2 separate regions of the Homo sapiens genome follow, and region 1 is linked to region 2. Evidence: chromatin loops called from intact Hi-C (ENCODE). Cell type or tissue: IMR-90. All regions are shown on one strand. Links, peaks and the distances in the headings refer to the core of each region. The heading gives the core; the rest is flanking DNA. Region 1 overlaps CAMTA1 (calmodulin binding transcription activator 1). Region 2 overlaps CAMTA1 (calmodulin binding transcription activator 1).

Evidence for each region. Peaks named below come from ENCODE experiments on the same cell type or tissue, not always from the same donor. Only the 100,000 strongest peaks of a DNase experiment are listed, where the experiment ranks them.
Region 1: it touches region 2 in a loop (2.8-fold over the local background); 6 of 110 quality-filtered maps call a loop at or near these places.

What each region holds. Positions count from the first base shown.
Region 1 is chr1:6,888,787-6,891,701 of GRCh38, forward strand. The region is part of intron 3 of CAMTA1 (calmodulin binding transcription activator 1); the gene reads left to right. Among named protein-coding and RNA genes, the nearest start is that of CAMTA1, 100 kb to the left of the region's middle. In IMR-90, for the core only: a CTCF peak has its summit at 1,287 (motif pointing left); a DNase peak (open chromatin) is centred at 1,285.
Region 2 is chr1:7,217,185-7,220,099 of GRCh38, forward strand. The region is part of intron 4 of CAMTA1 (calmodulin binding transcription activator 1); the gene reads left to right. It also overlaps the pseudogene RNU1-8P. Among named protein-coding and RNA genes, the nearest start is that of CAMTA1-IT1, 150 kb to the right of the region's middle. In IMR-90, for the core only: a CTCF peak has its summit at 1,252 (motif pointing left); a DNase peak (open chromatin) is centred at 1,217.

The DNA.
Region 1 (2,915 bases), core at 173-2,672, 330 kb before region 2:
TCTTAAAAACCTTTGAGGAAGTTTTTCTTTTTTTCTTTCTTTTTTTTTTTTAAGCAAAGAACAGAAACAAAACCAAGGAGACAGTATCCTGTGATGTAGGCTGTTACCTCAAGGTGAGTTTATTTGTAGCACTAACTTGTAACGAATTGTTTAAAGAACTGAAACTTCTTTTTAGGTATAGCTTATTTGTCAGATTTTGTTCATTTCAGTGTAAACTTCAGTTATTTATTACACACTGAGGGAAATCAACTAAAATCAGGAAAACCAATGTCCAATTGAACTTGAGTTTTATTTTGCATAGAGAAGTAACCAATATTTCTGATCAAACCATTAAAGCTGTTTCAGTTCCTTTTAAATAAAAGCAAAGGCTAAATTTTTTACATACCACAAAGCAAAATAAAACGAAAAAACCTTTGGTCATGATGCATTTTTTATTCAACTGATTGCTGAATTATTTTGATTATATAATCTTACACTCTTATGAAAGTATAACAAGTATGAATTTTCTGAGGTGAAGAAATAAATGTAGAAAGCAGTTAATGAGGCAGAACTCACAAATCTGTATTTATAGTTTCATGGCAAATAAATCATAAGCAGAGGATACAGATGTAAAGAAAAATTCTTGATTGCATTCAAGAAATGCAAGGTCGAACTAACTTTTTACTGAAATGGAATTGTATCGCTGCTCAGAGGGATGTGGGGAGTAAAGTAAGTGGGATGTGCTTAGAACAGCAAGCTAGGCCGCAGTGCGCACTCGTCAGTGTCTGCTGCTTGTCTTACGAGGATTCTAGCACAGAAGATTAAATCATGTTTTAATCATGCTTAATAAATGGTACTGTAGTTTTATTATGGTTAATGTCCACTTGTAATTCAATGAAGAGTGGCTTTTTAAAGCAAAGGAGAAATCAGCATGTTTTTCTTGGCGCTCTTATATTGTGTGTGTGTAGAAGATGCTGGGATGGGTTATCCATACGACAACCCCTGTGACCAGAGATGCAGGAGCACATGCATCACTCTTAGTTTTATTTTATTTGTTTTATATGTTATTTTCATAAATCTGAAGGTTTGATCAGCTTACTGTTTTTAGTATTTTCTGCTGCTGCATGTGTGTACCTTTAAGTTTTGTAGAATTAAATTGAAAATTTTGACCAGCAAATGCTTAAAGCCACTGTCAAAATTACATAGTTAGCACTTCATTGATTTGAAGGCTAGTTTTCATTCAACATTCCTGCAGTTTGTGTGTGACCTGATTTTAAAGAGCAGTTCCATGAGTTAGTGCCCTCTGGTGGCACACAGAGGACGTCAGGCAGAGAGGGACTCTGACCCAGGAGCCTTCCGGAGGCTCTGCTGAAGAGAAGCCAGTTTATGACTGGCCCTGTAATTTCATATTTTTTCATGTGTTCAGTGCTCGTCAGTTTCCTACTCCATTAAGCCATGGCCCTGGCATTGACTCAGTACCAGCTTTATAGCAAGTCTTCAGCAGCTTAGGTTGTGAGGGAATTTCCAGGTGGACTTGATATAAGAAGGGATTACCAATGTTGAGATTTCCCATGAGGAACCAGGACATCCATTTTTGGATGCATCTCTTAGCTCCTTTTGAAGAGCAGACCATGTCACTTCCTGGGTTAAGGAAGGAAGGCTCCCTGATGGCCTTTGAGTGACTGACTGGCACAGCTTGGGGTGGGCCTTCAGTGGGTTAGTCTTTGATAGGCCTTTGTTTCCCATTTTGGTCTTCCCTGGAGGGCAGCCCACCTTGCCCACTTAGGCTCTTGGACAGTTTTCTTTTTTTTTTTTTGTTGAGGTGAAGTCTCACTCTATTGCCCAGGCTGGAGGGAGTGCAGTGGTATGATCACAGCTTATTGCAGCCTTGACCTCCTGAGCTCAAGTGATCCTCCTGCCTTAGCTTCCTGAGTAGCTAGGACCACAGGTGGGGGCCACCATGCCCAGCTGATTTCTTAATTTTTCTGTGGAGTCGAGGTCTTGCTATTTTGCCCAGGCTGGTCTTGGAACTCTTGGCCTCAAGCAGTTTTCCTGCTTTCCTCCCCAAATGCTAGGATTATAGGTGATGAGCCACCCTGCCCAGCCTGCTTGGCCAGATTCTGTACTCTTTAGGCAGACCAAAAACTGAATCCTGTCATCACTCTGAAAAGTTGTGGGACCTCAAGAAAGTCACTCTTTCATGAGTTTCTTTAGCTGTGAAATAGTCACAGATTCTAAGCTGTCTTTTGAACCTGTGTCAAGAGAGAGTTGTGAGGATGATGTGAGATGATGTGTCTGAGAGTCCTGACACATTGACCTATGCAGACTGCTGCTAAAGACATTTCTCTTTCCTTCCTCAAAGGCAAGCCTCCCCACCTTGATTAGAAGGTCATTAAAAAGGAACTTCATTTGACAATAATCCCATATTTATAATGAAGTTGCTAAGATAGTTTGGAGTGCCCATAGATCCCTTACCTGGTTTCTTGTGCAATCCCCACTTTTATACTGTTGAGTTTCCCTGATGAGTTTTCATATATATAATCTCTGTGAACTTGGATCAAATTTGGCTTAAATGCCTATTTACCACTTTGCTAAGACAGAAATGTTTGCGCTCAGTCCCTGAATTCCATTGTAGATGTGTTGGCATTTGCTTCCAAACCATCCTTCTGGTTTTAGCTTGCCCTGTGTCTGTGGTCATTTGACATTAGAATAGCCTTCTGTGATCTTCCGGGATCTTAACACCTAAATATTTTCCCTGCTTGTACAGCTAATGAGTTGTGCAGCCTAAGGAAACATGGGGTAGTCAGTTTTCATCAGTATTTCAACTAGGCGTTTTTGCCATCTCATAGCTACTTCTCAAGCAATTACAATTTAAGTCAAGGTAGTAGCACCTGCATCTTCAAAAAACAAAACAAAAAGTTTTTTATCTTCAGAAA
Region 2 (2,915 bases), core at 185-2,684:
ACGAGATCTGATCGTTTTATAAGGGGCTTCTCCCCCTTTGCTCGGCACTTCTCTCTCCTGTCGCCATGTGAAGAAGGAAGTGTTTGCATCCTCTTCTGCCATGATTGTAAGTTTCCTGAGGCCTCTCCAACCATGTGGAACTGTGAGCCAGTTGAACCTCTTTCCTTTTATAAATTACCCAGTCTCGGGCAGTTCTTTATAGCAGTGTGAGAACAAACTAATACACTCTTTTTAAAAGTATGCCTCTTATATATAACATATAGTTGGATCTTTCTTTTTAAGCCAAATTGAAAATTTTTTTATTTTCATAAGTAAACCCATTCACTTTTATTTATATGTCCAATATGTATAATATCTTATATAATAAATGCAATGTGTATTATGTTCTACTTGCTGTACTTGTCTTTCTACATGATGCATTTTCTATACTCATTTAATTTCTTTTTATATATAAGAAATTCTCATTTTTAGTCTAATGGGTACCTTTGTACTCATTACCTTTAAAAATCCCTTTAGTCTCTTACTAACTTTTACCATTTGGTCTTTCAGTTGTTAATGGAGTCTCTTGACTCCTACCTGTTGCTTATACAAGCATCACTGAGCTTATTCTGGTTTTGTCTTTCCTTTTTTTGTTTCCTATCATTTTGTAGTTGACAAAACATATATAATCTATGTATGATTCTCTTAACCTTAGTTACACACTTAATTTAGGTCCATAATTAAATATATTAAATGTTCCCCATAAGTTCCTTTGCCAAAGAGTCCCTAGTCATCTCCTGGTTGGATGAAGTTAATTTTCTAGAAGATTCCTTCAGAGGCGCCTGTGGGTACATCACTCAATTCTCCCATATTTTAAACTCTTATTCTGTACCTCTGATTTTTGAGGGTCTGCTTCGCTAGATATAAAATCTTTGAGTTTTATGAAACTGCTGCTCCATCCTTGCCCCACCTTCTAAGTTGTTTTTGAGAAGGCTGACAACTGTCTCTGTTGCCCTTATAGTAAGTTATTTGATCTTTTCATTTACAAGCGTTGAGGATATTTTTCAAATGCATCGTTGAGGTTTTTAATTCAGTTTGTAGTGTTATGACACAGTTCCTCCCCCTCCACCTTATGGTTGGGATTTTGGGGTAAGTGTCGTATTCTCATTTTAGTTTTTTTTCTTTCATAGTCTTCTACAGATGAAGACCACTTACATCGCCACATTGAGTGGTTCGTGTGATTTTTAGTTCAAGAGCTCCCTCTTCTGTCAGTGCAGCGAAGTGCAGTTTCTTTATGACTGGTTTTTGGGGGAGGGGCGGGAGGAGTTGAGGGTCCTTGGATGTATCATTATTTTTTGTTTTGCAGAATCCTAAATGCCCACATCTGGCTTCTCCCTCCCTCCCCTGCACATTTGCCAATGCTGCCCCTGCCTACCTTTAAATCACTTCCTTCTAGTCCATATTCTGGTCTATCTGGATTCATTTTTGGTATTTTCTTCCCTGTAGGATGTACTTTCTCTTTCTTCAGGTAATTGTAATTTATTCCTAAACTCTCCATGCTCGACGTCTGCCTTCATTGGCTTTTGGACCCATCTTATCCTCTTGCTCTTTATAAAAGTTCTGGGTGGGAACTCAAGAATTTGTTAATTTGATGTTTATAGTGTCTCTTTTTTCCAGTCGTGTGAAAGGTGTGTGGGATTTGTGTGGTTGTTTTTGTTCTTCTTGTTGATCTGTGTAGTTTTCAGAGGATGCGTTGGGAGATTTGAGTTTTTGTGGCTATCATTACCTTGGCGACCTGGAAGTCCCTTACGTGGCATTTTAGGAGACGTGTGCAGTTATATCAATTTCAAGTACAATTGTAACTCAAGCCTGTTATGAACACCATCTTTTCATGTTAATTGTACCATAAAAGAATCTTGAGGATATCTTTAAAAGGTCTGCTCTCTTACGAAGGTGAAGTGTCTCCCCTGTAAGCTTGTTTACACCGGCATCTGTTCAGCCAGCCCTTTTTCATAGACACTTCAGCCAAATACTGGCGTGTTTTCCGTTTCTGTGTTTACGGTTGGACTCAACGAGCCTTTTACTATTGTGGCATATGGGAGGGAGCGTTGCCATTCTGCTGCCAGGGGTGAGTGTGATCTGGTGGCTGTTACATTGTGTATATGCGAGTAGGTCTCTATCAAGAAGGGACCCGCCATGCTTACCTGGCACGGGAGATATACCAGGATCCTGAAGGTGGTACTCCCAGGGTGAGGCTTATCCATTGTGCGCCAGATGTGTTGACCCTTGTGATTTCCCCAAATGTGGGAAACTCACTGCATCATTTGTGGTAGTGGGGGACTGTGTCTGTGCTCTCTCCTGACATTTGAATTTTTTCTTAAAAAAAAAAAAAAAAAAAAAAAAAAAAAAGGAGACACACCATCTTCCATGGACTGAATATCTGTGTTTCTCCAGAATCCATGTGCTGAAGCCTTAACCCCAGTGTGATAGTCTTTGGAGATGGGGTCTTTGGGAGGGAATTAGGTTTAGGTGAAGTTGTGAGGGTGGGGCCCCATGATAGGATTAGTGCCCTTATAAGAAGAGGAAGAGGGGCCTGGTGTGGTGGCTCACACTTGTAATCCCAGCATTTTGGGCAGCTGAGGCAGGAGGATTGCTTGAAGTCAGGAGTTTGAGACCAGCCTGGGCAACACAGGGAGACCCCATCTCTACCAAAACAAAGAAAAAAGAAGAGGAAGATACTAGAGCTCTCTCCCTGCTTTGTGAGGACACAGTGAGAAGGTGGCCGTCTGTAGGCCAGGAAGGGAGCCCTCACCAAGAATGGAACTGGCTGGCATCTTGATCTCAGACTTCCCGTCTCCAGACCTGTGAGACATAAATGTCTGCTGTTTAAGCCACCCAGCCTCTGGTACTTTGTTACGGAAGCCTGAGCTAACTCA